Regions from separate parts of the Homo sapiens genome. Here all the other regions are linked to region 1. A link is an interaction called in ENCODE POLR2A ChIA-PET data of the cell type or tissue named here. Cell type or tissue: CD4-positive, alpha-beta T cell. All regions are shown on one strand.

Evidence for each region. ChIA-PET counts read pairs that join two places held together with the same protein. Peaks named below come from ENCODE experiments on the same cell type or tissue, not always from the same donor. Only the 100,000 strongest peaks of a DNase experiment are listed, where the experiment ranks them.
Region 2: POLR2A ChIA-PET joins it to region 1 with 12 read pairs; 4 of 35 experiments call an interaction of 5 or more read pairs at or near these places.
Region 3: POLR2A ChIA-PET joins it to region 1 with 24 read pairs; 4 of 35 experiments call an interaction of 5 or more read pairs at or near these places.

The regions. Positions count from the first base shown.
Region 1 is chr20:52,405,847-52,413,846 of GRCh38, forward strand. The region is part of intron 4 of LOC105372666 (a long non-coding RNA gene); the gene reads left to right. Among named protein-coding and RNA genes, the nearest start is that of LINC01524, 210 kb to the right of the region's middle. In CD4-positive, alpha-beta T cell, no CTCF peak of the experiment used is centred here; a DNase peak (open chromatin) is centred at 4,525; H3K4me3 peaks cover 558 bases; H3K27ac peaks cover 4,575 bases.
Region 2 is chr20:52,969,898-52,977,897 of GRCh38, forward strand. TSHZ2 (teashirt zinc finger homeobox 2) reads left to right here and starts at 2,461. Exons shown (of 3, transcript NM_173485.6): 1 at 2,461-3,436. The coding sequence starts at 3,397. In CD4-positive, alpha-beta T cell, no CTCF peak of the experiment used is centred here; DNase peaks (open chromatin) are centred at 2,484, 3,384, 3,924, 4,464 and 1 weaker place; H3K4me3 peaks cover 5,412 bases; H3K27ac peaks cover 4,706 bases; H3K27me3 peaks cover 532 bases.
Region 3 is chr20:52,998,581-53,006,580 of GRCh38, forward strand. All of the region lies in intron 1 of TSHZ2 (teashirt zinc finger homeobox 2), which reads left to right. Among named protein-coding and RNA genes, the nearest start is that of TSHZ2, 30 kb to the left of the region's middle. In CD4-positive, alpha-beta T cell, no CTCF peak of the experiment used is centred here; DNase peaks (open chromatin) are centred at 2,621 and 3,341; H3K4me3 peaks cover 1,729 bases; H3K27ac peaks cover 4,073 bases.

The DNA of each region.
Region 1 (8,000 bases):
TGACTGGGATTTCATTTAGAATAATGTCCTTGAGTTTCATCCATGTTGCAGCATGTGACTGGATTTCCTTCATATTTAAGGTTGCATAATATTCCATTGTATGTATATAGCACATTTTCTTTATTCATCTATTGATGGACATTTGGGTTGCTTCCATTTCTTGGCTATTGTGAATACTGCTGCAGTGAACATGGGTGTACAAATATCTTTTCAAGATCCTGTTTTGAATTCTTTTGAGTATATCACCAGAAGTGGGATTACTGGATCATATGGTAATTCTGTTTTTAATTTTTTGAGGAACCTCTTTACTGTTCTCCATGATGACTACACCATTTTCCATTTCCACTCACAATGCACAAGGGTTTCAGTTTCTCTGCAACATCGCCAACACTTATGTTCTGTTCTTTTGACAGTGACCATCCTAATGGATGTGAGGTGATGTCTCAAGGTGATTTTGATTTGCGTTCCTCTTATGATTAATGATGTGGAACATGTTTTCCTATGCTTATTGGCCATTTCTGTATCTTTGGAGAATTGTCTATTCATGTCCTCGATCCATTTTTAAATTGGGTTATTTTTGTTGTTTTCTCCTTGTTTCTTGATATATGCTCTGAATTGAATTATTAAACTGTGATTCGAGCATCTTACTTTGGCCTGTGAACCATTGTATTCTGTGACCTCTGGGTTAGCTTGCCTGGCAGTTTTCTTGGAGGTTTCTATTGCATCACGGTAATTGCCCACACGTCTTCTTCTTCTTTTTTTTTTTTTTAACTTTTAGATTCAAGGGTACATGTGCAGGTTTGTCATATAGGTACATTGCATGTCATGGAAGTTTGGTGTACAGATTATTTCATCACCCAGGTAATAGCATAGTACCCAATAGGTAGTTATTTGATCCTCTCCCTCCTCCCACCCTCCACCTTCAAGTAGGCCCTAGTGTCTGTTGTTCCCTTCTGTGTGTACACGTGTACTCAGTGTTTAGCTCTGACTTGTAAGTGTGAACATGCAGGATTTGGTTTTCTGTTCCTGCATTAGTTCGCTTAGGATGATGGCCTCCAGCACCATCTATGTTGTTGCAAAGGACATGATCTTGTTCTTTTTATGGCTATGTAGTATTCCATGATGTATATGTACTACGTTGTCTTTATCCAGTCTACCACTGATGGGCATTTAGGTTGATTCCATGTCTTTGCTGTTGTCCACACATCTGAGATGCAACCTAATTTTAAGATCATGCTTGTAACTTTTTTTTTTTAAAAATACACTAATTCTGGACTCTGTCAGTTACTGGACTAATTTCCTCCCCACACCCACCTCTACTTCCCTTCTAAAACAATGCTAATTTTGTTCAGATGTCCATGCCTTCCACATTAGCTCAGTTGCCTCAAGGGAAGCCAACCCCACTCCAGTTTTTCAGTACACCCTGATTGGTGTCAAGAATTCCCATTCAGATTCCCCTTGCCAGTGACTGGCTTGGGGGAATGACCACTTGGTAAATCCTGGCTAATGAGTTGTGGAGGGAGATCTACTGGGATTGGGGTTTTCTGGGAAAGTGTTGCGAAGAGAGACTGCACAGTAAGAGGAAGTCTCCCTTCTTTCCCTATATATTGGGCCAGGAAGTGACACATGCAGTTGCTACAGCCATCTTGCCAATAGCTCCAGGAAGATGTAGAGGGAGGGCGGAGTCTACCTCGCTAATATAGACATCCCTAAGCTACTGAATCTACTACCCCAGAGCCCCCATTACCTCTTATCTTTATGATGTTAAAGTTTTTTCCTTCTTGAAACCAGTTTGTCTAAGTTTTCATTTCTTGCAAATGAAAGCATCTTTCATTGAGTCACTTGCCAAAAGTTATAATTTAAATCACTTTAACTGGTTCTTCCTTTCTTTCTTTTTTCTTTTTTTTTTTTTGAGATGGAATCTTGCTCTGTCTCCCAGGCTGGAGTGCAGTGGCACGATCTCAGCTTACTGCAACCTCTGCCTCCTGGGTTCAAGCAATTCTCCTGCCTCAGCCTCCTGAGTAGCTGGGACTACAGGCACATGTCACCATGCCTGGCCAATTTTTTTGTATTTTTAGTAGAGATGGGGTTTCACTGTGTTGGCTAGGATGGTCTCAATCTCTTGACCTCGTCATCCACCCTCCTCGGCCTCCCAAAGTGCTGGGATTACAGGCATGAGCCACTGCGCCTGGCCTTAACTGGTTATTTCTTAATATGATTATAGACTATCAGCAATAGAATCACATTGGGAGCTTCTTAAAATACACTTTCTGAGGCCCCATTGCAAATCTATTGAATCAGAATTTTAGTGGGGCACTACATTCCTATACACACAAAGACAGCAGAAATAATAGTGAAAACTTGATGAAATGATTTAAAAAATTATCCAAAACTTGCAAATAAAGCTGAGAATGAGTCCATGTCCTTTCAGTGTGAGTGTTGAAAAAATTCACCCAAGATTGATTATATAGAAGAATGCACCTGTGTTTAGCTGCAATTTGCTATTTGGTTAGAACCAGATACTTTAAGTTGTATGTTAACTATGTTTTCTGTCTTGGAGAAAAATAACTCCTCTTGGTGATAGTTTAGTGACCCTATACAACATTACCCAGTTTTGACTCTGTTAGCACATTTATTTCTGCATCCTTTTGGCCAACTTACGATATAAATCCTCATTCCTCAATTTCTCCTTTTAACCAACCTTACCATTATGTTTGTTTCTTCATTAATTAATGAATTAAATAAAATTTTTGACATGTATTCATTGTATATTTGTAGGAGAGTCATGCTTTTTTAAAATTGAAGATTATACTTTAATGGGATTCTTAGTTCCTTTGCTCGTTTTTCCCCTCCCAAGGAGCTGTAGCATGGTTCCTTCCTCATTACCAATAATAGCTGCTTATCTTGGTACCTGCAGATAAAAGGTAAGGAAAGGACTAAGTTTTCCCTTTTGTACCAGTGGCTATTTGTGTGTTTGTAAAACAAGCATGACTGAAGTTGCTTTTACCTTTGGCCACTGTTCTTGGCAATTATAAGCAGTGTCTCAAATGCATTTAGGTGCTGAGCTAATTTTCTGTTTTATTGATCAAATGATGTTTCTGTTCTCTGGAACACATTTAGAGCACTCAAGGTAGGTGTGACCCAGAGTTTTAATTAGATACCAGTTAAAATCTAATTTCTAGCTGCTTGTATGATCATTTGGGGCAAGTTTCTTTGAGGACAGAATAGCCTAGTGGAAGCCGTCAGCCAAGCAGTCCTGGGTTTGAATCCCAGCCCGTGATCACCGCATGATGTTGGGCAGGTTCATTAAAGTCAGTTTTCTTTCATGTGAAGAGGGGGCAATAGCAGATACTTCACAATGTAGTTCTTTAGGTGAGAGGGAAGAAGTTGAATGGAGCACCTCAGAGCTTACCTCTAAGACTAGGTGCTCAGGCTGAATTCATATTCGGCCACATAGAGGCTTGTGGTTCTGAATGAGTTACCTAATATCTTTGAGTATCATTTTCCTTACCTGAAAAGTAAATAATAGTTCCTGCCTCATAGGCTTACAAAGAACATCAAAGGAGCATTTGTCCCATTCGTCAACACTAATTGTTTGAGTACCACTTTCACGTATTTTGCTATGTTTCTATCTCATCTTGTGCGCTCATCACAAATCCTGCTACGTTGGCACCATTTCTACTATCACTTACTTGATATTTTCGTTTAATAAATTTCATTAGATAAATATTTATTGACAGTCTATTTTCTAGAAACTGTTGAGGTTTCGAGGGTCTAGCAGTTTACAAATAGGGCAAAAGTTCCTGCCCTCATACGGTTCATGTCTCAAGTAAATTTGTTTTAAACAGACACTGGATATCACCTCCATTAGTTGGAAAACAATGTCACATGGAAAAGATGGTGACTTGAATGAAAATTGTGAAAGCTAAACAATGTTGGTTTTTACAAATTCTAGCTAGACACAGTCTCCCTTTCTTTGTTTAAAAAATACATTTTTCACTTTTAGAGGGTGTTTGAGACATACTAGTGCCACACTGCAGCCCTCCTTGATGTTATTGGGAAAGTCAATAAAGAACCAGAAAGGGGGCAATTTTTCTCACTGTGGGATTCAATGTTGTTTTATTCTATGGGCCCAGCTGACTCCAAGTTGACTGCACTTATCAGCAGGTATACAGGACAGGTTCCACACTTTGGGGCCCCACTTGGATTCACATAAAGCAGCACAGTCCCAGGCACAGAGCTCAGAGGGAGATAACTTTTGGCTCCAGCAATATTCATCATAAAAGAGGGCACATTCTTCTTTGCATCTGCATGGATAGGAAAGGTCTGGGTATCCTCTGCATGGTTATTAATTACAAAATAGATTTCACATGTGTTTTCACGAGGCTGCGATTTCACAATTGCATCTTAGAATGTGCCTTCAGAGCTCTGAGAGCTCCTGGGCGTCTTGTCTTTGTATCATTTGGCTCCTCGTACTAAAAGCCACATCCTGTTATGTTTGGTTGCTAGGTGGAGAAATGTTATCATGGGCTTCAGCAATAATTTATCCACAAGCTCAAGGAGTTGTCATGTTCTCCTGACAGTGAGCTGCAGCACTTTATCAGCTCGCCTGTAAATCAGGCGTGTGTGGGTGCGAATGCCAGCACTGTTTGATCTCTCGCAGACACTGTAATAATCTGCTTTTGTCTGATTGATTCCTTCACATCACCATGCACATTGCAACAGAGAGTGGGTGCCCTCTGTTTATCTCGGCTGGTCATCTGCAGGAGGCCAACAGGGCAGAAAATGCTCTTCGTGCGGAGATGTAAGAGTTTTTGGAATTGGGGCCTTTCCATCATATCCCCGAGCTGGTTTCGTTCAATAAATCAATGATAGCTGAATTGAATGCACCATAAATACCTCAAACCATATCTCTTACAAGAATGTAAGAGTAATTCATAGAAACAGGAAAGGTAACTTTGTGAGAAAGAATTACGACCCCTACAAGCCACAGACATTCAGGGCTTTTTACTGCCTGTGTTCACATCTCACCCGTTGAACTTTGGGGGAAAAAGAATACACTGCTGGCGGGTGTTTGCTTCCAGAACGTGCACCGGGTAAAATGGAGTAGAACAGATCCTGTCGAGACTGATCACTGCTTTTCATCTGACACCGAGCTTTTCTCAATTTCTGTTGGCTTCTGTTACATGTGGTCCGACTTCATCCCTGGTGTCAAGGGATGCATCGCATCATCATTATGGAGCAATTTGGACTCTGTCATTTGGTGGTTTATGAGTCGCCCTTTTGCCACCCCCACACCAGGCCCACCCTTACGTGAGGATTGTCAGCCTTTCTGATGCTTTAAATGTCTTCCCATCAGGCAAGCCTAGTCCCTGTTTCCTGGGCTCCTAATTGCTGACAGGTAGTTTGGGGCACATTTTGGCATCTCCAGCCCCCAGGAGTTGGGCTGAAATCCGTGAGCTGATTACTGCCTTGAGCATGGCAGCAGCTTGCTGTGCTGTGACCCAGGAGCCATCCCCAGCGTCCACGCCTGCCCCAGTTGAAAGCAGAGGTCAAGCTGTATTGTAGATGTGATTGACTAAAATCCCATCGGAGAGGAGGATTGTGTTGTAGCATCCCCCTCTTGGATGGCGGCAAGATGAAATTACATGAAGAAGCCTTTCAGCTCAGAAATGAATGTAGCTATAAAAAAAAAAAAAATAAAGACAGCTTGAGTTGACTGTTTAGTGCAATCAAAGGCATGCAATTGTTCTTATTTTCATAATGGTAGTCAATAATATTAATGATTATTTATTCCACTCCTATTGTGTGCTCAGACATATTTCAGTCACCTGATAGACATTATTAGAAACAGTCTACATTAGTGGTTAGAGCACAAGTAGGCAAACCACAGCCAGTGGGCCAAATCCAGCCAGCCACCTGTTTTTGTCAGTAAAGTTTTATTAGAACACATCCACACTCATTTATTTAGATATCATCTATGACTGCTTTTCCCTACAACAGCAGAATTGAATATTTGTAACAGAGACTGTGTGGCCTGCAAAGGTGAAAATACTATCTGGCGACCATTTAAAAAAACATTTGTTGTTGACACTTGAGTTAGAGGATTGCTTTGGTGCTAGACTGCCTGTTCAAACCCTGGCTTTACCACTTAACAGCTGTGAGACATTGGGCAAGTTACATAACCTCTTTAAACCTTGGTTTTCTTTCATGTAAAATGGAGATTATAATAATGTTGGCCAGGCACGGTGGCTCACGCCTGTAATCCTAGCACTTTGGGAGGCTGAGGTGGGCAGATTGCCTGAGCTCAGCAGTTCGAGACCGGCCTGGGCAACATGGTGAAACCCCGTCTCTACTAAAATACAAAAAACTAGCCGGGCGTTATGGTATGCGCCTGTAATCCCCGTTACTCAGGAGGCTGAGACAGGAGAATCACTTGAACCTGGGTGGTGGAGGTTGCAGTGAGCCGAGATTGCACCACTGCACTCCAGCCTGGGCGACAGAGCGAGACCCTCGTCTCCAAAATAAATAAATAAATAAATAAATAAATAAATAAATAAATAAAAATAATGTTTATCTCATTGAGTTGTTGTTGGTGTAATGAGCACTGCTATGGTTTGAATCTGTCTCCCAGAAGTTCATGCGTTGGAAACCTAATCCCCAAATTTATGTTGATAGTATTTGGAGGCAGGGCCTTTGGATGGTAATCAGGATTAGATGAGGTTATCAGGGTGGGGCCCCATTGAGAGGACTAGTAGCTTTATAAGAAGAGGAAGAGAGACCTGAGTTGACATACTCTTGCCCTCTTGCTGTGTGATGCCCTCCACCATGTTATGACACAGTAAGAAGGGCCTCACTAGATGCCAGTGATGTGCTCTTACACTTCCCAGCCTCCAGAAACATAAGCCATATAGACTTCTATTCTTTATAAATCACCCACTCTGTAGTATTCTGTTATAGCAACAGAAAATGGACTAAGAAAATGGACAAATATGTTAGCCATAACTCAACTGGTAACAATATTCTCTCTGAACATCCTGTTATTTGTTCTCTTGTGCCCACTCTGAGCAGATACATCTGTTCTTCACCTGCCATTTAGGTGCTGATGTCTTGCATGTTTTGTGCCTGTGCATTTGCTTGCATGAATTTATGGGAGTGGACATGTGCAGCCCAGAACATTTGAGAAAGATCAGGGCAGAGTTACAGGCTTCATAAACCATGATGCTTTTACAGGTACTTTAAATATATTCCCAACGTTATTTGAAGGGTTTATTCCAAAGTCTGCACAAAATCCTCTTAGTCTGACTGTTCAAATTAGAATGATAGTGACCTCAGTGGCGTTACAGGATGATTTACAACATATTTGAGAGTACATATTTGCTCTTCACAATTTTAAGAGGGCTTAGACCTAGTTTTAAAAAATTGAAGGTTAAGTCGCCTATGTGAAACCTTCAACTCCTGAAAACTGGATTTTGAAATCCATGATTTTATACTCTATCATAGGAGTCACAACATTTTTCTGTATAGGGCCAGAGAGTATCTGTTTTAGGCTTGCATCTGTTCAGCTCTGCCACTGTAGCACAAAACAGCCGTAGATAATATGCACACAAGTGGTTTAGTGTTGCTATAATAGAATATCTGAAGCTGGGTAATTTATAAAGAAAAGAGGTTTATTTGGCACACAATTCTGGTGACTGGAAGCTTCAAGATTGGGCAACTGCATCTGATGAAGACTCTTACTGCTTCCACTCATGGTGGAAAGAGGAAGGGGAGCAGGTGTGTGCAAAGAGATTACACGGTAAGAGAAGAAACTAGAGACAGAGCAAGGCTCTTTTTTTTTTTTTTTTTTTTTTTGAGACGGAGTCTTGCTCTGTCGCCCAGGCTAGAGTGCAGTGGCGCAATCTTGGCTCACTGTAAGCTCCGCCTCCCGGGTTCACGCCATTCTCCTGCCTCAGCCTCCCAAGTAGCTGGGACTACAGGCACCTGCCACCATGCCCAGC
Region 2 (8,000 bases), 560 kb after region 1:
ATGGAGCCTAATTAAACTAAAAAAATTCTACCCAGTAAAAGAAACAATCATCAGAGCAAACAGACAACCTACAGAATGGGTGAAAATATTTGCAAACTATGCATCTGACAAAGGACTAATATCCAGAATCTACAAGGAACTCAAACAAATCAGCAAGAAAAAAAAAAAAATAATCTCATTAAAAAGTGGACAAATGACGTGAATAGACATTTCTCAAAAGGAGACAGACAAATGGCCAACAAACATAATGAAAAAATGCTGAACATCAATAATCACAGGGTAAATGCAAATTAAAACTGCAGTGAGATAGCACCTTACCCTAGCCAGAATGGCCATTATTAAAAAGTCAAAAAACAACAGATATTGGTGTGGATGTGGGGAAAAGGGAACTTTTATACCCACTGCTGGTGTGAATGTAAATTAGTACAATCTCTATGGAGAACAGTATGGAGATTTCTCAAGGAATTAAAAGTAGATCTACCATTTGATCCAGCAACCCCACTACTGGGTATCTACCCAAAGGAAAAAAAGTCATTATGTCAAAAAGACACCTGCAGGCGTATATTCATTGCAGCACAATTGCAAAGATATGAAATCAACATAAGTGCCCATCAACTGATTATTGTATAAAGAAAATGTGGTATATATATCTATATATGTGTATTTGTGTATATATATGTGTGTTTGTGTGTATATACACACATATATATACACCGTGGAATACTACTCAGCCATAGTAAAGAACAAAATAATGTCTTTCACAGCAACTTGGATAGAGCTGGAGGCCGTTATTCTAGGTGAAGTAACTCAGGATCAAAAACCAAATACCACACGTTCTTGGTTATAAGTGGGAGCTAATGCATGGGTATGCAAAGGCATATGGAAAGATATCATGGACATTGGCAACTCAGAAGCGAGGAGTATGGGAAGGGGGTGAGGACTGAAAAACTACCTATTGGGTACGATGTACACTACTCGGGTGACGGGTGCACTGAAATCCCAGACTTCACCACTATGCAATTCATCCATGTAACCGAAAACCACTTTTACCCCTAAAGCTATTGAAATAAAAAAAATAATAAAGCAAAAAAAAACACCTCTAGTCCCAGCCTGCATCAAATGCCCTCAGTTGCTTTGCCCTCTCACTGGAAGGAGCACTCCTTGAGGGCATGGTCTAGGTTCACCTTGTTCACAGACTTGCCCCCAACACCTCAAAAGGTGCCTGGCCGATAGCAGAACTCAATAATCACATGTTTGTTTCAATCTCTCTGTGCTCAAATGCCATATCCTACATTGAATCTAGAGCCACCCACCCCCTTTTAGACACTATTACAGCACTCAGCTTAACGTCTTCATGGAGCGAATCACTCAAAGTATCCTGTTTATTTGCTTGCTTACTTTTCATTCATTCAACAAATATTTTACTGGGCACTTATTATATGTCTTGTGCTTTGCCAGCACTTGGGGATATAAGAGAACAAAGAGGCAAAAATCCTTCCTTCCATTGGAGCTTACATTCAAGAGGGGAACTTGTACAATCAACAGAATAGAAAACTGTCTATAACCTGTGTGACACTCACTGATCAGCTCACTGGGGAATAACAAAATGGAGAAATGGGGCAGGGAGTGTGTGTGTGTGTGTGTGTGTGTATTTTAGGTGAGGTAGACCTTTGGGAAAAGGGGACATTTAAGCAAAGATTGGATAGCTGGGGGGCACTTGTCTGCACTCCCCCATTAGAATATAAATACCAACATGGCCACCACCTTCCCTTTCTCTGTGGCCTCTGTGTCTCCAGAATAGGCACATAGTAGATGCTCAATAAACATTCTTCAAAGGAAACAAAAAGAGGAGTATATGATTAGACCTTAAAGTAGACAGAAGGGAGATTTTTGTTTTTGTGACCACCCATTGATTAGCGAGAAAGTGGGAGGGACAGGGGCACTAAATTGAAGGGGTCGTGGGGAGCACATTTTGGTGGGGGCAGGTTAAGACTTACAGGATGGAGATCCTCACTGGATAAGGTCCCCTCCCCCTTCCCAGCCCCGAGCAAACCTAAGTTCTCCCTCTCCTAAGATTGTGCATGGTCCCTGCTGGTCAGCCAACCTGGCCCCCCTGAATCTCCCTCCACAGCCTCCCAGCTTCAGAGTTCAGCCATCATCACACTGCCTCCTTTTCTCCCGCACCCCTTCCCTCCTCACCTCCTTTCCTCCCGCCCCCGCCCCTTCCGCCTCCCGGAGGGGTGTCCCCGCGCCCGGTGGGCACGCCCTCGCCCCGGCGGAGAGGGCGCACAGAGGGGCCTGGGCCGGCGCGCCGGGGCCCCCGCCCCCAGCCCCTCTCCCCTGCGGGACGCTGTCCCTTTAATAGGCTCCCGCTGCCTGGCGCTCTGCGGCTGGGGAGTAAATTTCTCCCTGTCATCAGGTCGCGGGGAGAGGAGGAGGAGGAGGAGTTTGTTAATGTTCAGTTTGTTCAGCGGGATCGATGTTTGCTGGCATCGCCTCGCCCTGTCTTGTGTGTGTGTGCGAGGGTGTGTGTGTGTGTTTGTGTGTGTGTGCATATGTGGGGGGTGTGAGTGTGTGTGTGCGAGGAAGCGGGGGTGCGTGCGCGTGTGAGTGCGTGTGTGAGTGTCTGTGTGTGTGTCTGTGTGTGTGTGTGAGTGAGTGAATTCCAGATTTTCTGTCTTTCCAAAACCCGCTCCTGTCCTCTCGCATATCACTCACAGACGGGGATCTGACAGCAGCCACAAACCTACAGTGAGTGATCGCTCTCCCCCCGGCACGAATCCGCCATAGAGATCGGCGAGGAGGAGGAGGAGGAGGAGGAAGAAAAGAAGGAGGAGGTGGAGGAGGAGGTGGAGGAGGAGGAGGAGGAGGGAAAGAGGAGAAGGAAGAAGAAGAAAAAGAAGAAACCCACTACCTTCCCAGGATTGCCTTTTTTTTTTCCTTATCTTTACGCGCGAGTGTGCCTGTGGCGCGTGTGCGCCCCTCGTCCCTTCCATCCGAACCCGGGCTTGGATGTTTAATAAAGAAATCAAGTGTCTCAACAGTCACCAAAAAAAAAAAAAACCGCAAAAACAAAACCAAAAAAATTCCAAAAGCAAAAACAAAAAAGAGAGAGGAAAAAAAATTCAAAATAAACAAACAAACAAACAAGGCAGAACCAACCTCTACTTCAAAGCAGCCGGCACAAGCCACCCGTGTCTGCCACCCAGAGAGGGGGGTCTCTGGCCCGTGGTGGAGGAGTTGCAGGGGGGATCGTCAGGGGGACAGAGGCCGAGTGACGTCCTAGGAGCCACCGGGCAAGAGGCGGAGGAGACCCAGAGAGGCCAGAGAGACAGCGGGCCCCAGCGCGCGGCTCGGGGCTGGGGCGCCAGAAGTGGGACTGGAGCGAAGTAGAGGATGCCGAGGAGAAAACAGCAGGCACCCAAGCGGGCGGCAGGTAAGAGAAACGGCTCCGCTTCGGGGCTGCCCTGTGCGCCGAGCTCCTCGCCCGCCCTCCTTGCCCCTGGGTGCCCGGGGGCACCACCCACTTAAGCTTTCGGGGGAGTTTGCGCCGGGTGCCCTTCTAATAACCCCGTCCTCTCTCGCCTTCTCTGGTCTCCCAAATCCTCCCCTTCCAAGCTCCGGTTGGGTTGGGGTGAGCTATCCCACCAAGCCTTTCCTCCTTAAACTTTCTTTCCTCCACCCTCTACCCCACCCCTAACTTTCTTCCAGTCTGTTTCTTGCCTCTCGGGCCAAAGTCGGATTGAGGATTTGGGGTGCGGAGTAGGGAGACAGCCCCTCCACCCCTGCATCCCTCTGCGTGGTCAGTGCCAGTGGCTTTTGGCCTCCAGGGATAGCGTCTCCTCTCACTGGGGCTTGGGGCGCTGAAGTGTGAGGCATACCTAACACTCGGGCTGCAGGCAGGCTTTGGGGCCAGCAATAGGAGTTTAGCGTTGATCACCAAGGTGGACAAAATGCCCCCAGGAAATGGATGACTCTTTGCATATATTTTCTAAAAGGATCCATATTTGGAAATGTAATTAACAATTTCCCTATTCTTTAAAAAAACCAAAAAGGGTTGTAGGGGGGAAATTCCCCATAGAAATTTAAACAGCTCTGGATTTTCTTTGCCTAGAGAGTTGCAAACTTTGTGAAATGATTCGTACTGTAAAAACTATCCCATCTGAATCCTTACTGCCCCCTAAAAAAGATAAGAACAGGTTAATGGATCAGTACAATAGACCTTCTAAAGTTTTTTTTTCTTTTGGGTTGCTTAATTGCTTTTTTAATAGTATGCTGGGGTTTTGTTTCTCGGAAATGTAATATGAAAGTTCATTTTTCTTCTGCCAGACCCACCCACTGAAAAATCAGCTTTCCACTTGATTGCTAGTTTTGATTTGACATTTGATTGATCACCTGTCATCTCGCTGCCTTTGATCTATTCATTCTTGATATATATCAATAAATCACTCACCATGGTAACTCAGAGTGCCAGTGACGCAAACCTTGCCCTCTATATTCAGAGCCAGACATGCACAATTATTATCTTGTTTGGCTTTTAATGTGGGCGTTTTTATTTCTTTGTGTCCTTTAGTTGAATCAGGGCTTTCGCAAAAAGCTTAAGTTTAGTTGTTTTTTCCTCTCTCTCTGTCTTTACCCTCTTGATTTAGGCAACATTAGGTAAGACTGGTCTTCTGCAGACCCACCTCCACATTTCATTCTGTTCCAACTCTAGCAAAACATAGGGAGAAGTTTGGTGGAACACTTTCATAAACTTTGCAAAGTCACCCTTAGAACAAATCCAAAGTTAGTTAGGAATCTGAGGAGAGTGGGCATCCCTTGTCTGAATGTGTTGAACCACCAAGCTCATCCTCCTTCCTCGCCTGAGTGTTTCAAAATATCCACAATTATCATTCCTTCTGAGCACAGAATTGCTTCCCTATTTGTAAGTTGGTTCAAGTGGCATGCAGAAATATTGATAAAGCGTGGATTCATATATTTTCTGATCGTTTCCCTAAAAGCAAAATAATTAAAATATTTTTAGTGAGGTACGTATTTGGAACTTGCCTCATCAGTGAGGTTTTCTTTTTTCAACTCTAGTTACTTCTTTGGAAAACAATGTCTCTTTCCTACCGTTGTCTCTTTCTGCATTTAACTCACTGATTTCCTAAAACTTAGGCTGCTTTGCAATCTGACAGCGTGTGGATGTGTTCAATGGCCTTTGAGACCCAGGAACAGTGAGCCTGCTGCATCTAGTTCTGGCAACATAAGTTTAAGTGTAGCTACATTATTAGAGATAACGTCCTTATTGTTGTCCCGAAAGAGAACCCTGGGCTACGGTCCAGCAAGAAGTGATACTGCCCTGAAAATTACTCTTTTTTTTTTTCTGGTTGTTCCGGTAAAGACTATCAACAACTAGGCAGTAATTTAAATTACCAGAATGACTGGACATGTCTCCTTTAGTAAGCTCATTACAAAAAGTGCATTGCTCAGAATTGCTCGACTTTGATTATAATTATCCTACGATCGATAAGGATCCAGGTGTACGTAACATAACACTGTATCACATTATTTAAATCAGGTCCTTTTCATTAAGCTGTGTCTGTTGGTGCTGGCTAGTTTATTGGTGTGTGTGGGTGTGTGGGGGTGTGTGTGTGTGTGTGTTAGAAACTTGTAACTATAGTTTCAGTTTTCTGGCCTATTATATTCCTACTGTCTTTGTATGTTTGTTTTGTATGATTCTTATTATTTTCACCAGAAGCGGAAACCCTTTTTAAGCTGAAAAAGGATGATTCATTTCGTACACAGTGAGGGCCCTCTTACCTTATTTATTTGCTCACATATTAATAGAGGAGACAGTTTTTCATGCAGTGTTTCTTCTGTTCATCTAAGGTCATCAATGCCCTACTCTATTTCAGCTGAAGTGGTTATTCACAAGTAAAGTTAGCCACTTTGGGGTTCTGTAGTCAGTTAACATCCAGGGAAGGGGAGAAGGTGGGTTCTAAGATTATGGCCATACTAACTTTTATCACTGCTTAAAATTAAACACAATGCACAACTGTAAGTAATTACACCCAAGGACTGATGTTGAAAGCTTGATTTCTAGCTTGATTAATGAATAATGGGAGATAGAAAAAGCCTGTGAGTGGATCCGAGCTGAGGCTCTCCCGGAGCGCTCTTTTTCCCAAGAACTGTTCCAGGCAATTTGATTCCTTTGTATTATTAGTTATAAGTTCCATGTTTCAAGGAATCAATTACAGAACTTTCTACTAAAGCAGGTATCTAAACAGAATAAACAAGATGATATTGTAAGTGATGAGGAATTTTAGTCTTTATTTGTTATGTTCCTCCCCCTTCAGGGGGAAGGGATGTGAGGGGACAATTCTCTTTAAGGAAACAGCTAAATCAGAGTATTTCCCTCTGAAATGTCATTCTTCCTGGCTTTCTTAAGCTATGCTATTCCACCATACTATTACTTAGGGCAAGAAAAAAAAAGTTGAGAAAGCAGCCTACAGTACCCCAGGGGTTTGTGTTGTGTGTGCATGCTTGCTTCCTTGGATGTATATTTCACTCACCATTAAAATACATCCACTATTACCTGAAAATATTGCAGGATTCAGTACCAGCATTTTCCCCTTCTATGCATTTCAAGGGAGATAGAGAAAATGGCAGGAAAGTAAAACAGAACGGTGTTTTGATTTGTTTGCATTTTGCAGGATGCAGAGTGGTTAAAAATTTAAAATTGTAGACTTAGAATCTAACTCTTGATTTTCTACAGCCTATCTCAGCCTCTGTGCGCGCACATAAATAATACGTATTTTATTTCACCATACTGAACTGCTTTTATATTAATGACAGCCAATTGCAATAGAACACACAATCTTTTGTGAGCACATCTTGTGAATATATCTTTTATATATGTAAGTTATAGGATTCTGCCCCTGCCCACCCAAAGCAATTAGATGTTTCCCTCTTGCTGACTCTTAAAGGCTTTCTGATCACCCAGATCTGAAGAGTCTTGCAAGAAAGAACAGCTCCCTCAATTTATTTTGTTTATTTAATATGGAGATGAATAATGCAGATTTTGTTTTCATGAATGTCCTTGTGTGGCAGTAAACATTAGACTATTAGCAATCATTACTTAAAAGTTGCAATTTGCACCTTAATAACACAGGTTATTTACATGGGAAACATAGTCAACAGGGACAACTCTGAACACTGCAACAGAGCAGAAATGACCTCAGAGATCTCTTTTCCACCTCTTGATAGTGATGACTCTGAATTAACCGGTGAGGTCCCAGAAATCTCAACCAACAGGATGGAGGGAGGGGGCAGGCAGCTCAGGGCGAAGTTTACCTTTAATTTACTGTCAAGTGGGACAGCTTTCAAGAGACTAGGAATCGGGTAGATTTGGGACCCTTCCTCCCTCACTTTGTTTAAACATCCTTCAGAAAGACAAGTTCACATCTTGAATATTTAAATATCTCACGCGATGGATTCCTTCACTTGCCCAAAAGTATGTTTTTAACAAATGAATGGAAAAATACACACACACACACACACACACACACACACACACACACACACACACACGCATGGACACAATAAAGTCCAAAGGGTCTTAGCAGCACAAACTCTTTTGGCCATTCTTGTTACTTAAGGCAGATATCTGAAAAAGGAAGGATAGATTCCTTGAAATCGCTTGGTCCACACAACATTTTGGACGGAAATTGATTGCTTAAGTGGTCCTTTTCCCACCCCCGTCTTGATTTCCTTCTTCCACCTCTCACCTCACCCTTAAAGACTCAGACTGAATAGGACATCTCAAAAGCCCATTTGTTTTAGGCATTTATTGATTTCATTTTTAATCTGCCATATCAGGACACAATACGTTAACCCTAATCAGCAGATTACAAGTGACAGAGAGTTTAGTGGAAACTCTGTAAGGGAGCAGGGGCTCCGGGAAACTTCTTGACAATGAAAATCTTCTCTGAGGCTTAAGAGTTTGGATGCTGAAGATT
Region 3 (8,000 bases), 590 kb after region 1:
CCCTCGCCAGTACAGGCCTGAAAGCACCATATACCTCACTGCCTTGCTCTTTTCAGGGTTACAATTCTATGATTCTTGGTTTAGTTAATTTCTGTCTATCGCCTCTGCACACAGTTCCATGAGGGCAGGAACCATGTCCAGTTTTATGACTCCCACCTGCTGGGACCCCACCATAGTGTCCAGTACATGTAGAAGCTCAATAAATATTTGTTCAGTGAACAGATGCGTGCTCTCAGGACATATAATTAGGAATATTGTAGGCGTATTGCTGGCTACTTAGTTTATCTCTTCAGGAATGTTCAAAACATTTCTAGAACTGTTTTCTGTTTATTCAATTCCAGGTGATGAGAAAATCAACTCAACCGAACTACTATTTTTAAGCACTTTCCACACATTCAGCATTATACCACTTAATCCTCACAACATTTTATAAATTTTATAAATGAATAAACTGAAACTTACAGCAGTGATTTCAGACTAGCAAAATGATGGCAGAGCTGAAAACCACGTTCTACTCTTCACTGCCACATTCCACTCTTCACTGCCACATTCCAAGACCCATGAGTCTGAGGCCTCATGCTCTCCCTTGGGTTGGAATCAGAGTGGTTCTCCAAGATGCACAGAGTTCCCGATTCACCTCCTTAACACAGATCTTTATTAAGCACACCACCTGGGTGCCAAGCACTGTTCTGTAGCAGCAGTAATGAGTAAGATCCATCAGGACCCTGCTCTCAGGGGACAGAAGCAACATATATACTTAAGATGCCATGTGGTTAAAAAGGGGCTAAGAAGAAAAACAAAGGGTGGCAAAGGGAGGGAAGGTGAGGGAAGGGGGCTATAAACCATAGAGCCTTTGCCTCCTTCATTTTTGTATCTGAGCACTTGGCTCAAGGGCCAGTGTGCGATAGGTCTCCTCAGTTAGCATCGGTTGATGACTGACTGACAGATGGAATCCAACATTTCCAAAGTGGGCTAAGCACCAGCTGGTGTCGTATGTGACCATAAAACTGAGCAGAGCAAACGGCCAGTCTAGAGATTGGGATTTCCTACCCTGTTGCCCAGATTTTCCTCCCTCTATCAGCCACTGGTTTGTGACTGGAATCATCAGAATCGCCTCTAGAGCTTTCAAAAAAAAGTCATGTGCTCAGCTTTTCCTTGGGCAAACTGGGATTTCTGGGGGTGGAAAACCAGCATGTGTGTTTTTAAAAAATCCTACAGTTAAGTCTGATGTGCTCAAATGGTTGAGATGCTGTATACCCCAACCATGTGAAATAATAACACCATCTAGCTTTCACTGAGTGCCTACTGTGTGCCAAGCCACATACTCAGTGGTTAACCAACCCCACTAAGAGAGAAGAAGATGGTGACGATGATGATGGTAATGAAAACAACAGCTAATATTTATTGAGTAATGTTGTTTGTGCCTGGTGTTATGCTAAACACTTATGATGTCCAAATAGTTCATCTTCGCAGACGTCCAATGAGTCTTTTTCTGTCTCACTCACCATTATAGACATTTCAGAGAAGGTTCAAGTAAGTATCAGATATATGTTTCAAGCAGGGGTTGACAAACTGTGACCTGTGAGCTAAACGCCACCTGTTTTTGTATGACCTATGGGTTAGAATGGTTTTTACATTTTTTAATGATTGGGAGGAAATGTGAAAATTAGTTTTCTTAGGTTATATAAGTACCTATATAATATCTTAAATTTTGTCTCTTGGCCTGCAAAGCTCAAATTTACTATTTGGTCCTTTATTGGAAAAGTTTGCTGGCTTCTGCCCTAGTGTATTTTTTTCCAACTTGTTGTATGTGTAGGACAGTCATATGAGTGATTGTTTTAGGTGGTAGAAGCATGAATTTTTAAAATAATTATGGTTTCATTTGCTGTGTAATAGAAGGGGAAAGTAAAACTAATATATTAAAACTGATTTCATGGATGTTACTGCTCAATCCAATGTAAAGAAAAAAATGAATCTTTTTGAAATCAATTTTTAAAAAATAATAATACAGGCAGTATGGAGATAAAACAGAAATCATGCAAGTTATAGAAATGGGATAAACACTGTTATAGGATCAGAAAGTGGGATGAATAGGGAAAAGTCAAAATAATGGAAACAATTTCACCTGGATGAGAAAGATAGGAGATGAGATGACGGAAGCTTTTTGCATTTTTAATATTCTGTGATTCTCAGTTTCTTAGAACCCTTGTTTTTCAGGACTTTTTGATCTCTTGAGGTCTCTTCCAGCGCTCTGATTCCATGAAAAGTTTCCTCGGGAGATACTGACACAAGCTGGGGGATGTCCAGGGTTCGTTATAGCTCAAGGCACAGTCTTCCTGTGTTTTTCCTTCTGCTGACTTAGAAAGACAGATGAGCAAACCTCAGATGGATTCAGAGGTTTGGTGGGGAAATCTGAGAGGCTCTCTAGTTCAGCCAGGAGTGGAAGAGGGGGACAGCCATCTGATAATGACTGTTGCTATTTTAAGACACAGATAGCAGAGATGAGGAGTAGCGTGATGAAAACTCACATTAAAACAACCAAGAGAGGCACAACAGGAACTCTATGAACCCCAGAGAGACCCGGTCTGGGTTTACAATGACAATGTTGTGTGTGCGTTCATGTGCGTGTGTGTGTGTGTGTGTGTGTGTGTGTGTGTGTGTGTGTGTGTGTGTGTTTGGGAGGGGGTGCTGATATTTTTTTAAATGCAGATGGTTTTGTTCTCTGTAGTTGAAGCTTCAGTTCAGCAGCTCTGAGACAAACAGGAAAGCCTGTGTTATTCTCTACAGGAACACATCAAAGGTAGTTTCTGGCAACAGTCAAAATGTATATCAAGGAAGGAGAAAGGATTCATGACCTGTTTGAACAACTAGTGTTAAAAACACATTCGAGAAGAAATAATGCTAGGTAGAGGATGAAAGGAAAATAGGAGAAAGGAAGACCCCTTGCTTCACTCAGACCTAAAGATGATTGTTTCTCACCATTGCTAGCTTTTTCAAGAATAAGGAAGCGAAAAAATCACCTGTCTCATTTATCATCTGACAGGGGAGCTAAACTCTGCTGGATGAAACTTTTTCTTTTGCCCCAGACTAAATAAAGCCCCACCTCGTCTTCTGTTTCATTTTGAAAGAAAAGAGGTAAAACATGCACAACTAAAACACTTGTTTAAAAGTGTGTGACATTTCAGGAAGGTTTAACGTTACGTATGTCTTCCCTATTGAGTTTCATAAACAGAGTATCATTGTTTGATAGTGGCATAGCTGTGGTTTTGAGAAGGCTTGTCTAGAACGGAGTTCCTGAGCTGCTTGGATGATATTTCACTGCTTTGATGGAGAACGGACTAAAGAACATCATTGTGACCTTTTTATCAAGGCTTAAAGGAAGTATAAAAAGAAAACGGAAGTTGTCAACACTCACCAGGCTCTATTGTGAGGCACACAACCAACCCAGGGAGGAAAATCTAAGGTTGCTTTTGTCACCTTAACTCACATCACTTCATTGTAGTACAAGTGAGAGCCGGAACTTATTGGACACTTACTCTGTGCCACACAGGCTTTGGGTGAATTTTTGCATTTTAATTCTCACCCCAGTAAAGAGACATAATGGTATCCATGTTAGAAATGACAAAGAGGCACACAGTGAAGTCAGGTGACTCGGCCAAGCTTCTGCAGCTGCTTAGAGGCCAGGCTGATCTACCTAGCCAGGGGTACCTGACTTCCAAGCCCGTGCTGTCGACCCTTCTGGTTTAACTCTGAGTAAATTTCATACTTTGTGGAGCGTCCATCAGCCAATCACAATCTAAAAATAATACAAAATGAAAGAAACTGTCATACATTATCTTTTTTTCATCTTCCTAACAAATAAGCTGGCATGATTATTCTTTCCATTACCCTGAAAAATAAACCAAGGCTCAAGGAGAGGTCATGGTCTGCCCCAAACCACAGCCTCCATTCTCTGGCTTGAAATCTTATGCTTTTACCCACCTTTTGATGTTACCTCTTAAGTGATGTTGCCAGAATTAGCAATAAAATAAATTTATAAAAAAGAAAATAAATATTTTTATTTATAAAAAATAAATTTATAAAAAAGAACAGGATGCACAGTTAAATTTGAATTTCAGATAATATAAAAGAATGTTTAGTATAAGGATGTCCAGTACAGTATTTGGGACCTACGGGCAAGCTTTAAAGAACATAAGTTTTATCACATTCTCCAGGTACGACGTGTGTATTAATAAATCAATAGAAGTTTATCTGTGAGCAGTTATCTCAGTTTTTTAATTCCTAAGTCTTCATGTTCTGAAGAAATGGCCATCACCTTGCATTCCCAGGGCCTATTGATTATGAGGCTTCATAAACCTTAGGACTTGAGAGAACAGCTGGGATTCCTTCCCAGTTGCTAACCAATGACTTCATAATGTAATGGACAGCTCTAAATTGTGCTTCTACGTTGTAGACATAATAAGAGACACACTAAAGGACAAATACATTATCTAATAAAGCTGCCTCGAGCTTAAGAGATAACAAAATGTCAAAACTAAATTCTTTTTCTAAGCACTTCCAGTATGAAATTTAGTTCACCGTCCAGGTACTGTCCTTCATTGTGGGGAGAAACATCCTGCCTGTCTACCTGGGGTTCTATTTTATTTCATCAGCCTCCTGTTTTTCTCCAGGGATGGTGTGTGTGTGTGTGTGTGTGTGTGTGTGTGTGTGTGTGTGAAATTTTTTCCTAAATATTAAGTCAGTGCACCTTCCTCGCAAGCGCTGGACAGCTCAGGATCTTATTTTGGAAGCTCGAGGTATGAGCAGGCCTGAGAAAATTGTGGCCCTTCTTTTTACTCCTTCCCTCTGTGAACTTTTGAGAAGATTCCTTAGTGATCGGCTTACACGCTTTCAAACTGGCACGCCTGTAATCTGGTAAAATGTGTCAGCCCTATGGAGAAATAAGCCTTCCAGAAGAGTTTCTTCATTGTTGAGGTAATTGTCTCCTCTCTGACAGGCACATTCATCAGTGGCTTAATGGTCAATCACTAGTTGGCAGGCAGAGTGTTTTCATTCTTCCCTATCCACTACATTAGGCATACTTAATCAAAATGTCTCCGGGTAATGGCTGTGAAGAGTTCATGACTGACTGATCCGTTGTCTGTGCTGATAGAAAATTAACAGCTCAGTGCTGGAAAGATGCGAGCCCACAGATAAACAAATTGTACATTAATATTTCATCTTGGGGACCTGGGATGTGCTGTCCATAGCAAAATATTTCCTGGCTGCACAAGCAATTCTTTCTTTCCTTCTCTTTCCTTCTTTTTTTTCTTTTTCTTTTTTTTTTTAATTATTTCTTTCCGTAAGCTGTGCACACTCATACCACATGGACAGTATGCATCCTGTTCTAGAAGCTTCAGTGTCTGTGGAAAGTTCAGGGGAGTTCATATTCGATGCCCTGTTTTCATCACTGCCAAATGAAAGCAGGCGAAACCCTATAGAGGAGTTGTTTTGTTCTTTCTTTTTCTAGTATAATATCTGTGGGCTGACTGTTGCCTGAGCATGGAACACGCACCCACTCCCCCCCTCCAATTAAATACCTGCCCCAACTTTAAACATATTTCATACAGAATATTTAAGGGTTTCTGGATGAAATACAAATTTCATCCAGAAATACAAATTTCATCCAGAAATACAAATAGGAAAACACACATTGCTCAGTCCTACTTATTTTAGCTGTAATTCATTGTGTTGGATGATTTTGCAGAGTATTCTGATAGTGAAGACAAACTGATTCCCTAGTGAAGCTGAAATCGGTCAAGCTTCCTGATGGCCAAGACGTAAGATGATACAGCAGTTGACCATGTGCGAAAGACCAGAAGGGTCAGAGTTTGACTTGCCTTGACCCCATGCAGGCGTTGCCCCGCCACCTCTTCCTGTCTTTTTAATTTTATACCCAGAAGAACAAAAACAGAGAAAAGGCATTTACGCTTAGCAGTCCAGACCTGCCGGGAAAAGCATAAAACAAGGTGTATAAATGCTGGAAGAGGAAGCCACACCATCCTGCTGCTTATGAGCTCAGGGAAGTTCTTTTTAAATGGTGTCCTAGGTGCACACAAAAGAAATGTGTGGGCGTCCGTGTGACATCACATGCCATAAAAGACATCAAGATGCTACCAAAAGTCAGACCCTCAGGTTTAATCTGAGTGGTTCAATATAATAATAAAAATAATAATAGCCAACTTTCAGTGTTTACTATAAGATAGGCAATATGGGCTGTACATGAATCTTCTGATTTAGTGGAGGTAGATACCATCATTATTCCCATTTTACAGATGAGCAAACTAAGAGAGACAGGAGGAAATTCATCTAAGACCAAACAGCCAGTAAGTGATATAATAGAATCGTGGGAGTCATCCTGAACTTTGAACCTCTTCCCTTAACTGCACTACATATAAGAAGCCAGGTTTAAGCCGGGCCTGGTGGCTCACACTTGTAATCCCAGCACTTTGGGAGGCCGAGGCCAGAGGATCAGTGAGGTCAGGAGTTCGAGACCAGCCTGGGCAACACGGTGAAACCCTGTCTCTACTAAAAATACAAAAAAAATTAGCCAGGTGTGGTGGTGCACACCTGTACCTAGCTACTTGGGAGGCTGAGCCAGGAGAATCGCTTGAACCTGGGAGGCAGAGATTGCCGTGAGCCAAGATCACACCGTGCACTCCAGCCTGGGCAACAGAGAGAGACTCTGTCTCAAAAGTAAATAAATAAATAAATAAACAAATAAGCCAGGTTTGAGCTGAACTATTTAGAAATATAAAATGTTGAAGCTGGAGAAAACGTGTAGATGTCCTGCCATCTGAACTCTTCCTGTTCCAGAGGAGAAATGGTGGCCTAGAGGAATGGGAGGTGAAGGGTCTAAGGTCTTACCACTGCTGTCCCCAGGCAGTAGACACATTGGTTTTATTAACAGGAAATTCTTTGGAGATTCTCTGTAAATCCTGCATGCAGCGTGTCCTGTGTCATGTGGTGATGAGAAGCTGAATAAATTCACACTTGGATCATTCTCGATCTGTCCTAGGCAAGGCCCTGGAGAGGTACTCGGTGTTAAAATTTCTGGAGTGACTGTGACATCTTGAAGTATAAAGTAGAACAAACCTTTGTGTATATAGCCCCTCTCTCCAAGTACTGGCTCTTTCTGGTTATTCTCTGGCTAGATTTTCTTTCCTCTAGCTGATGTGTTTGGTGACCTCACTTTTTCTTCTCTGTTTTGAGAAATCTATGAAATTTAAGATAAGATAAGCCCATTGGGTTAATAGCATTTCACCTGCCTTTCCTGTATACTCAAGAAATAATCCCAAGAGAAGAATCTTAGCTTTAAAGGCATCAAGTTTAACACAGAGCAGGGTGAGATGGAATGTATTTAATAGTTAGATGATCCTTCATTCTTTTCTTTTTTGTGACACACACACGTACATGTGTGCACTCAAAATGCTTAACTTATAACCAGTTCCATTGCCACTTCATTCACTTACGAGCCTAAAGTTTGGAAGTTTGCTCCTATTGAAAGAAAAGTTGTAAGATGTTCAACATTATAAAAAGTGCATGAGTTGATCTGTTCCCAGACAGACTCACAGAATTTTACTTAACATATATTGTTGCAAAAATGTTTGCATCCCTACTGAAAAATCATTAGTGTCACTATTGCAAGAGTAGTTATTAAACAGTTAAGAAAAAAAGTGATATTTTCCCTAACGTTAAGTATTCATGCCTGAAAAGAGACTGAGAAATAGATACAGATTTTTATAGCTATTCTGGAAGAAGTCTCCATGTGCTTTTGAAGAATTTGCAATAGGAGCACAGGCTCATGTATCCTTAGATGCCTTGCATGGAAGCACATGACCAAGATAAACTGAACACTAGCCAATAGGGAGTGGTGAGGACCATGGAGTGCTGCAAGCCCCAGTCCCTTTTAATGTGCACCACGGCTACTCAACTCCAGTCTGTAGTCACCATGCAGGAAT